3 separate regions of the Homo sapiens genome follow, and regions 2 and 3 are each linked to region 1. A link is a contact called in ENCODE Hi-C or POLR2A ChIA-PET data. All regions are on one chromosome and are shown on one strand. The core of a region is the stretch at or near the end of the contact, and the rest is flanking DNA. Distances in the headings are between cores, read along the strand shown. Region 1 has its middle 210 kb from the start of RUNX1. Region 2 has its middle 130 kb from the start of MIR802. Region 3 has its middle 73 kb from the start of LINC01436.

The links. A loop is a pair of places that touch in the nucleus more often than their neighbours do. ChIA-PET counts read pairs that join two places held with the same protein, here RNA polymerase II (POLR2A). Pooled maps may share reads with other maps.
Region 2: a loop to region 1 is called in a map of chondrocyte, with 5 times the contacts of the local background. The contact joins two enhancer-like sites. A Hi-C loop is called at or near these places in 1 of 168 maps with a recorded cell type or tissue (chondrocyte) and 3 of 50 pooled maps. POLR2A ChIA-PET finds 5 or more read pairs at or near these places in 3 of 52 experiments (AG04450, BJ and activated naive CD4-positive, alpha-beta T cell).
Region 3: a map of endothelial cell of umbilical vein shows a loop between it and region 1 (7-fold over the local background). The contact joins two enhancer-like sites. A Hi-C loop is called at or near these places in 1 of 168 maps with a recorded cell type or tissue (endothelial cell of umbilical vein) and 5 of 50 pooled maps. POLR2A ChIA-PET finds 5 or more read pairs at or near these places in 1 of 52 experiments (activated naive CD4-positive, alpha-beta T cell).

What each region holds. Positions count from the first base shown.
Region 1 is chr21:35,254,966-35,258,607 of GRCh38, reverse strand. No RefSeq gene overlaps it. Among named protein-coding and RNA genes, the nearest start is that of RUNX1, 210 kb to the right of the region's middle. Within about 2 kb of position 1,992, at least 29 of the 41 ENCODE cell types and tissues checked have a DNase peak (open chromatin) inside an H3K27ac peak, as active enhancers do; they include endothelial cell of umbilical vein, where a contact is called at or near this core.
Region 2 is chr21:35,849,470-35,852,677 of GRCh38, reverse strand. No RefSeq gene overlaps it. Among named protein-coding and RNA genes, the nearest start is that of MIR802, 130 kb to the right of the region's middle. Within about 2 kb of position 1,709, at least 6 of the 41 ENCODE cell types and tissues checked have a DNase peak (open chromatin) inside an H3K27ac peak, as active enhancers do.
Region 3 is chr21:35,930,712-35,934,087 of GRCh38, reverse strand. No RefSeq gene overlaps it. Among named protein-coding and RNA genes, the nearest start is that of LINC01436, 73 kb to the left of the region's middle. Within about 2 kb of position 1,612, at least 24 of the 41 ENCODE cell types and tissues checked have a DNase peak (open chromatin) inside an H3K27ac peak, as active enhancers do; they include endothelial cell of umbilical vein, where a contact is called at or near this core.

The DNA of each region.
Region 1 (3,642 bases), core at 743-3,242:
TTCTTACTTCCCTTCAGAGAGGATTCCCTTTCTGACTTGTCTCTCCATTTGGAGAAAAACCCTTTTGTTCCATCAAGCCTGTAGATAAGGTCTAAGGCAGACTTGATTATACCAAAATCTGGTTACATCGCACTCACAACTAAGTGTGATTTTGGTGACTTGGGAAAACCGATGATAGTTTATTAATTATTCAAGCAGCCTTAGATATGAATTGGAAAATTATGCTGAAAACTACTAGTTGGTTTTAGGGCCCCAAATCAAGGCATTTCCTTTGGATCCATTGTTTTCTAATATTTGCAAGCTTTTCAGGATTAAAACCTTGAGATTATTTTTTGTATTATATTTGTGGTCCAATCTCATTTGATGACTTTAAGAGTAACTAAGTCTACTCACATATTCCATAGGAAGCATTATCCAAGCACCGGAGACCATGCTCTCTTCAACTTCAAACTGCAGTCAAGTGGAGTAAATAATGCAGAGAGCTAAATTAACTCAAAGCACCAATGATCATGGAATAACATTCCTCTGTTTACTGTTCAAGAAAAATCTTTACAAATGCTGAAATGCTGTTAGAAAATCTATAGTTATATTATTATCATCATAAAACTAAGAATTAACCTATCTTTATTCTCCTCTGAAATCTCCTTTCAAGAAATAAAAACAGCAGGTAGAAGATACCTTCAAAATGGAAGAAGCCTTATGCTATTTCATCTATTTGTCTTTCTTTGGGTTAAACTCCAGAAACCCGGCTTGGTGCTTGTTCACTGTCCACACAATAGTAAATGATCCCAGGAGAATAAGTACATGATCAATTCCTCAGTGTCTCTGGCAATATAAGAGTTTAAAAACATGTGTACATGTGCCTGTGCATACAACAATACACATATAAATCACGGATTTTTGCTGAAATGAAATACTGAGGCCATGTGAGCATTTTTCAGTCTTCAACTTAGACACTTGGGCTGCATGCCCAGCTATGACACATCGTCCATGTTTATGAAGTCAATTTCACTTCAGTTGTTAGTATCAGTTACCATCATTCTGGATTTAAAGCCACCAGCCCAGAGCCTTTCTCTGAGCTCTCACAGATTCTAGTAGCTGTAGCAGGCATGTGACACTTCTGTGCACACTGTCTCATCTTGTTCCTGGGCCATCTGTTTGAACAAGGCCTTTTCTCTTCATTTTATTATAAATTCTTGAATCCAGGAAGCATGTCTGATATTTCTCAGAATCCTTTTTAATGTCTACCCCAGAAGTCTGTTCTAACAAGTACTCCAAAAATGTTGATTGATTCTAAATGGATTCTCAATATTATGAACAACATTTTTAGAATAAAAGAAATATTCACTTTTGTGTTTGGAAAATTCAGTGGATATGTTAAAAACAAAATATGGAAATGGGGTGAGCTCTTAAGGACTGTGAATTTCCACAGCAGCGTATAATTTCAGTAGAAGATCCCAATCCAACTTCATGAGGAATATATTAAGAGACAAAATAGAGAAACTATGACAAACTGGGTTTAGTATTTCCACCTCATCAACAATTATTTCTACCACAATCAATGAGAAAAAAACAAAGTTGTCAATCTGGATTGAGAGTGGGCATGTGTGTTTTCTCTCCTCCCTTCTGCCTCCCCCTTTTTCTCTTCTGAAACTGAGTCAGACGAGGCCATATTTCCAGTTAGAGGTCGACATTAGAGCCAAGCAGCTGTTCAGAAATGTCCAAGTAGACAGCAAGTGGCACTGATGGAGTTAACGGCAGTGACTCACTTGGGGCATTCACAGCAGGTCAGCTGAAACTCTCCCTTGCTGTATAGAGAATTTAGTCCTGCTGGGCATGCGCCCAAGACTGTGAGCTGAGGTTGATAACAGCAGAGTGCCTCTTAGTTGCCACTGGTTGCTTTGCCGTTCTCAGTTTTCACAGTTTATTTAAAGGTGGATTTTTGTCTAACGCAATCATGAACGGTGATGGGAAGAACAGGCTGAGCAGCTGTTGACTGAAATAACAGAGGGGAGGACGGGTATCTGGAAATGCTCCACACAAGTTGTCCTGCAAGCTTTGATGATGACGTTCGCATAGAAAATTATTGGTCAGAACCAGGAAGTGGAGCAGGCTTCATGCCAGTAAGGCTAGCTTGGCAAAGGTAAGATTTTTAGGATTTCAGAAAGGTTTCATTCATCTAGGAATCCTTTTCTACAAAATGTTATGGTGTTATAAAGTTACTCAATGGAGCAACAATAAAAACAAATCAAAACCATCCAAAGGAAAAAATACATGAGAAGCAGAGCATACTTATATTTTGTGAGCTTATACAAGTTTCTCAATAACACAGAAGGGAATGTATAAAAATACGATGAAAGGCTGTTGTGAGTTTTTTAATTACAAAATATGATTATTTTAGGAGAAAGAAACATAATTACCTGAACTAACTCAACACTGACACAAGACCTATTTTCCTTTTTTTTTCTTCAAATTATTTTTTAAACTTTTTAAAGGCAAGTATCTTAGATTTGTTCCTTACAGGTAGACATTTCAACAAACAAGAAATAATATTTCCTGATATGAATAGTCATTAGGGTTCAAGCTTTATTTCCCTAAAATTCTAGCATGAGATCATGGTTTCCGTAGATAGGAGAGATCTTGTTTCCATTGCATTTATTTGGTAGAAAAATCTGATTTGACGATTTGTGTTTGCTATCATCAAGTTAATTTTGTGATTAGATCCAAAACCTAATTCTGATAGTCAGACCAGGCTGAAAGCCACAATAGAAAAGGAATTAGTTTCCTTTCCCAAGAATAAAATCCTTGCATTAAATAGAGTTTGGTAAATTAAATGGCTATTTTTGACCAGGAGAGTTTGCTAGGTACTTTAATTCATTAAACAATTTTTTAGATCTGAACCTTTGAAAATATATATTCTAGGTTCAAAAGAGAATGATTGTGCCGTCTGCATTCGTATAGAATGATAGAGCACTGTAGTTGTGGCGGTTTCTCAAGGGCAGAGATTGTGATGGCGTTGCCTGCCACTGTCTACCTCATGGTAGGTGCTTAATGAATGTTGGGTGAACGAATTAATTTTGACCACAGGAAGGCAAGGGCTGACAAGAAGTGTCATCTCTTCTTGGCAGAACAGATTAGTCATTAGGATCAAGTAGAAGAGAGGATGGGATTTAGGGCGATTTAAATCAAGAGTACAGAAGCCATTAGAAGACACTGCTGGGGGAGGAGGGTTTGGGAAAGTGGGAGAGAGTTGTAGGAAAACGTTTGCATTGGCCTGGACTGAGTTCGTTTCTTCTCATGGCGTCAGAGGCCAACTGAAATTCTACAACTGGGGAAAATGAAGAGGACATCGGGGTATCAATGGGGTATAAAGAGAAAGGAATGAGAATAGCCCCAGTAACAGAAACAAATGGGTTTTGAGAATGTGTCTGTTTGTTTCTGTTGCTCCTGCCCTGTTATTCCCCATCTTGGTGTCTGCCTTCCTCATCTCTCCTCTGTTTTAATCTAAAATCTAAAGCTGCTAAGTAAAAACGACTGGTGAAATGTTAGAAACACTTCCCAAACCCTTCAGCATTCTCACAGGGTGCTTTTTTTCTCTCCCTGATCCTGCTGATCACTTAGGGCCATTCCTGGCTACCACCC
Region 2 (3,208 bases), core at 460-2,959, 590 kb before region 1:
ATGAGGTGTGAAAGGCACAGAGCCAAGGTCCTGTGGGACTTTTAGAGACCCATGAAAATGTTTTCATTTCTTCTAAAATCAGAAGAAAAAATGAACATGCTCCAGCCCAGATTTTATTTGCCTCTATACCAACACAGTTGTGGAGCCATTCTGGATATTTTTTACGGAGAATGGGGCCCACAAAGACAAAAGTGCCAGGGGCCCATGAAAGTCATATGTGGCTACCTTAGTTTCCTGGGGATGCTGGGACAACGTTCCAAAGACTGAGTGGCTTAAACAACAGGCATTTATTGTCTCATGGTTCTGGGGCTGGAAGTCCAAGATCAAGGTGCCAGTAGGGTGGGTTCCTTCTATGGGTCATGAGGGGGAGTCTGTTCCAGGCCTCTCTCCTAGAAGCTGGTGGTCTCAAGAAGGCACCCCCTGGTTTGCAGATGGCCACCTCTTCCCTGTGTCTTTACATCACCTTCTCTCTGTCTATGCGTTTGTCTTTTCACATAGCATTCTTTTATACAAGAAGTCCAGTCATGTTGGGTTAGGGGCTCACCTGTGTCGGTATGACCTCCTCTTAACTTATTACATCGGCAACAACCCTGTTTCCAAATAAGCTCACATTCTGAGGTCCTGGGGGTTAGGATTTCAGCAGTGGATTTGGTGGCGGTAGGGAGCAATTCAGCCCATAACAATGGCCCTGGGTTCCTGGGAGCGCCCCTGCCTTTCTCCTGCTTTGTAACCAGTGGGCTGGTCTTGAAGTGGGAACAATGAAGGCCCCTCATTTCTCCCCCTCCTCCCAAAATAAATAAAAAAGAATGACCAATTGTCCTTAATGCCATTTTGCTCATGGGTAGGGTTTCCTTAAGAACACTGAAAAATTATGTTGCAGAATTTGATTGGAACATTTTATGTATTGACCTCACTTCTAATCAAAGATGGCCAGATTAGCAATCTAAAAAGGTAATCTTGGCCAGGCGTGGTGGCTCACACCTGTAATCCCAGCACTTTGGAAGGCCAAGGCGCGTGGATCACTTGAGGCCAGGAGTTTGAGATCAGCCTGGCCAACATGGTGAAACCCCGTCTCTCCTAAAAATACAAAAATTAGCTGGGCGTGGTGGTGCATGCCTGTAATCCCAGCTACTTGGGAGGCTGAGGTGGGAGAATTGCTTGAACCTGGGAGGCGGAGGTTGCAGTGGGCAGAGATTGTGCCACTGCACTCCAGCCTGGCGACAGAGTGAGACTCTATCTCAAAAAAAAAAAAAAAAAAATCTTTACCTAAGAAGAGCTGAGTGTGACATCTTCAGAAAGTTAAGCCTTCTCATGGACTCCTCAGCATGCACCGTCCCCAGAGAGGCTGGCCTCAGAGGGTCCTGGTGTGGAACTGCTGGCAGCTCCTTGGGAGCTGTGTATTTTCTTCCCATTTCTTAGGGACAGGCTCTGAGCCAGGGAACACATGCCAGTGAGTGGTGATAAGGACTTTGAGCAAACCCACCGCAGTTCCCACCCTCAATCCTCAGGGTCAAGGTTGAAGGGGGCCAGAGCACATTTTTCACAGGTTCCGTGTGCTGTTTTGGGGAAAGTGCCAAGCAGTCGCCCAGGACAAAACCTGGCCCCAGAGCCCCCAGCCTGTTTTGAATTTCCATCTCTAATGCCACCTTTTGCCCCGGGAGTCCCAGAAGACACACCCTGGCTGAGGAGCCCTGCTCAGCTGGTGGTGGTTTGAGGCCAGCCAACTCCACTTCTCACTCCCGCCCCTGCTGAGTCTGCAAATATTTCTGGGTGTCTGGTCCTCATTAGGGTTGGCTGAGCTGACAGTGTGCAGGCTTCCCTCTGAGTTGCCACCTCACCTGTGGTTGACCAGACTCCCCCATCTTCACTTCTGAAGAAAAGGCTGCAGGGGAGTGCACAGGCGGTTGCCAGAGCTCGTCCTCTGGGATCTGGCGCCATGTAACTCGGCTGCCGCTGTCACCACCTTCTCCTGGAGGCCAGCTCACCACAGGTCTCTGGTGCTGGCTGGGGCCTCACCAAACTCTCTGGAGTGCAGCTACCTGAGTTTTCTCCGGGAGCCCATCAGCTGTCTGGGTTCTCTCACAGGTTGTAAGAGAAACAAACTGAAAATGTGCTAACTCCTTTATCACCTCCTACTTTTTCCAGGCTCTTTTTTGAAGTTCTCTGCGTATTCCCAGGCTTGCACTTCTCAGTCATTTTCATAAAAATAAATCCGTGTGGAGCTCAGGGTGAACATCTAAGCTTTAACATCTTTACACTTAGATCCCCTCTTGCAGTTGGAAGGGAGCAGCTGTAATTAAGAAAAGTACACAGGAAAAAAAAAAAAGGTTTCAGTGTGTGTTCTTTCTTTCTGAAGCATCTGAGCCGTTTTGCTATTAACAGCTGGAAATATTTCGAAAAATCCAGGGCATTTCCAAACATCTGACTACTCAGCTGGGTAAAAATACAGTCTAAGTATTTCCTTTTGCATTTGCATCACTTCGTGATTAGTCAGGACTTTCTTCCCCCCTAAAATGGTTTCTATTACAGCTGTGTCTTTTTTTATTTGGTGACCCAATTACATGACTCTTCAGCATGGAAAAATTCACATTATTAGTTTAAAAATATATCGTTGAACCTCAGTAACAGGTTTTGTGAGGTTTCGTTTCATAAACTTTTATAAAGTTTAATTTTGTCATTTCGTTCTAGAGTAAAGGAAAAAGGGCTGTGGCAGAATTTTCAGGTATTTTGAGATAGGACTGAGGTGGGAACTAGAAGGCGCTGTGAATATCCCTTTTGAGTTTTCCCCTTTTTATCCATTCACTGTTGTAAGGGAGAAAGCTGGCATCAGATTGAAACATTCCTGGTGATTTGAATGAGAGCAGTCTGGCTACAGAGCTTCCTCATCTTGGGTGATTTAAAGTTCTCATTTTTCTTTACTTGAAGGTACAACCATGAGTGTGTGATCATCCCGTTGCTCCTCGTGTCCTAGGAGTCCTCTTAACAGTGAACTCTTCAAAAGATTATTGAGTTTGTTATGTAGACACATTCCAATAGTTCTGGAAAAACATTGCCTCAGATAGACTATAATCTGGAGATTTACATTCTTTAGAATTTCCTAGTCAGGAGATATTTTAGCACACAGGTTCTTTAAAAATAAATTATTTATAGCTTCAATATTTTCTTTATAATTTGTTCCAACTTGTTCATCATCATTGAAGCTAGTATT
Region 3 (3,376 bases), core at 363-2,862, 680 kb before region 1:
AATAACTTTGTAACAAGTTACAAATCCCTAGGGCCTGCGAATTTGAAGACATGTGGTGTATTTAAGTGCTCTCCTTCTTGCTTTATTATTCCTGTGGGTCCTCCTTCCTTCTCCTTCTAAGTCAGCTCTTGGCTCCTTACCTCAAGTGCCTACTGAGGACATTTGGGCTCATCTACTCTTTCTCTCAAGATCCCTGGGTCCAAGAACTGGTCAACCCTCTCCCAACATGATTTTGAGCTAAATTATCTATTGCCTTTTTTTTTCTTCATTCCTTTCCTTCTTGAAAGATGTCTACAGTCTGCCTTGGTCCTTTAGGGGTCAGTATACCCTCTTTCTTTCTCACTCTCTGGCTGGCTATTGTCGTGTGTGTGTGTGCACACACATATGTGATTCAGTGACTTTCTCCAGAGGCGCCTGGCTTGAGTGAGTTGGTTCTGTGCCATTGGGAGGAGGATAGTTTCTTCCCCACAGGGGCAGCGCTGCTCTGACTTAGGGAGTTTAATGTCTTGTCAGATGTTGATGCTTTTACTTCCCTTCCTGTTTCAACTGGAATGAGTCATATTTGAAAATATTTTCATCCTTTTAGTGACTATATTGAATAACACACATTTTTCATTATTATTTACTGCAATTAACCTTAACCTCATTCTTTTCTTCTTTTAAACATTAGCACAGTTATTTCTATTATTATCTAGGTTCCCTCTGTCTCTATACTTAGCTTCATTAAAACGGATTGCAGCTTAGATAGGTTGAGAAACAGTCTTTTTTAATTTCTGGAGACTCAGCTTTCATTAATGCAATAATGAAAACTATGGTGGGAGAGTGTAGATAGTTGGCTAATAGATTGTCCCAACCTATTTTAGATCGGCTTTCTCCTCATTTGTCCTCCCCTAAACCAAGCTACTTATAAATGTTCTCCAATTCTGAGCTCTTTTTTTTTTTTTTTTTTGAGGTGGAGTCTCACCCTGTCACCCAGGCTGGAGTGCAGTGGCATGATCTTGGCTCACTGCAATCTCCACCTCCCAGGTTCAAGCGATTCTCCTGCTTCAGCCTCCCCAGTAGCTGGGATTACAGGCATGTGCCACCATGTCCAGCTAATTTTTTTTTTTTTTAAGTAGAGATGGGGTTTTGCCATGTTGGCCAGGCTGGTCTCGAACTCCTGACCTTAGGTGATCCGCCTGCCTTGGCCTCTCAAAGCGCTGGGATTACAGGTGTGAACTACCACACCCGGCTGCGTTAATTAAACTTCCTTTACTGCCCTGAGCTATTCTTATGACATTTCTTTGAGACAGGACAAGTGACTCAGTCTCTTTGTAATTTATTGAGTTCTTTGATTAAAAGAGACCATTACCAGCTAAAAATTCTACCCTCTGCCCTCGCTTTCACATCCTTCGAATGGATAAAGGGAAGATCTGTACAACACAGCCAGATATCAATACTGCTGCATCGTGTGCCTGGCTTCCTGGTGGTAGCCACCTGCTGCTTAGAAACTGTTTCAAAGGGGAACTGGCGTACTTCCCTTTTAAGCAAGAGTTACAGCGCAAAAGCTGCCTCAGTCATAATTTCTAACGTAGTCATCTCCTCTTTATAAGTGCACTTCCTCAGAGACCTGTGGACATAAACTGAATGTGTTAGGCAGAGACCTTTCAAAATTTAGACTTGTTTTCTGGACAGATGCCAGATTTCCTGGATGGCTGGTTACAATCCCCTTGTCCACCCGCGCAGTGCAGCTAAGATTGTCTGTCTGAATCATCATCCTTTTTTAGTGTGTACTTAAAGTGGAAGTGATGTTTTCCAGACCCTGTGTAGGAATGAGCTCATGTCATGAGGTTTTGCTCTGATGTTGGTTTCTCTCAGTTAGTTTAGTGACATTAGGATCTGAAGGCCGACGAATGGCTTTGATACCATTTTAAGGTGTCTTCCATTTCCAGTACTCCAGGATTATTGGGAAATTACTGGGGAGATGAAGACATTATGTAAGGTGGCAGGTCAACCTACTAGTTATTCACAGCCATTGGAAGATACTATGGGACTGTTAATAGTATGTGCTGAAAAGACTTCTCTCTTGTTGCTTTAAAAAAATGTAGTTTATTTACATGTATATTGACTTCTTTATGGTCCTATCCTAAGTGGATAAATGGCTGAATTCTATTTTTCTGCTAAGATTTTAGGCAGGAGAGTATTTTTCATGAATGTCTTGTAAATCATTAGTAAATGTTCTCTGACAAAGGGTTCCATGGCTAGATAGGTTTGAGAAATGCTGGGGAAGAATATGATGATGTCACCCGTAGGACATTTACATTGCTCTTCCTGATGCTGATATACAAATATATGTCTGTTTAAATTGATTTAATGATCTAATAAAAACTAAATTTCTCCTCTGAGAAATTGATGAAAACAACCAACCGTGAATATCCTAGCAAACTGTTTTCATGTCTGTTTTCAGATAAGCATTCCCTGAAGAATTTTATTTATTCATTTGTTTATTTGTTCATTGAACACATATCTATTTTGTGCCTTCTCTGTGCCAATACTTAGGGAAACGCTGCACCTTAATGAAAAGAAGGCTGTGGCAGACATGGCTGGTCTCAGCCATCCCTTTCCTTTAGTAAAGTTGAGTCCAATGCAGCCCAGAACAAAGGTTATGTTTCCCAGCTTCCCTTGCAGCAAGAACTGCCACATGGCCCGTGGGATGTGACCTTGAGGGCTATGTGCAGAGTTGCTGTGGGGCCTCTATGCACAGGCTTAGGTATGCACAGGTATGCACGTGCTATGTGTTTTGGATGGCAGAACAGCAGGACAGGAAGAGCGGGAACTCTGATACTATGGAGTGTTATAACACTTTGAATATTTATGATTAGACCATATTTAAAATAAATAAACTATTATCAATTTAAGTTACTGTTACTTTGACCTTTTTTAATGATAGCCAAACTAATAACCTAACTGATCCAGAAAGGATTTTCAATGATCAGGCATTGTCATAAGATTCAGTAGGCACATTTAGGAGCTTTTTTTTTTTGAGATGGAGTTTCACTCTTGTTGCCCAGGCTGGAGTGCAATGGCGTGATCTTGGCTCACTGCAACCTCTGCCTCCCGAGTTCAAGCGATTCTCCTGCCTCAGCCTTCCCGAGTAGCTGGGATTACAGGCATGGCCCACCACGCCTGGCTAATTTTGTATTTTTAGTAGAGACAGGGTTTCTCCATTGTTGGTCAGGCTGGTCTCGAACTCCCGACCTCAGGTGATCCACCCACCTCAGCCTCCCAAAGTGTTGGGATTACAGGCTTGAGCCACTGTGCCTGGCCACATTTAGGAGCTTTTAAAAGTCAAGCAGTACATAATGACCATCTCAGTTTAGATAAAAGGCCTGAATAT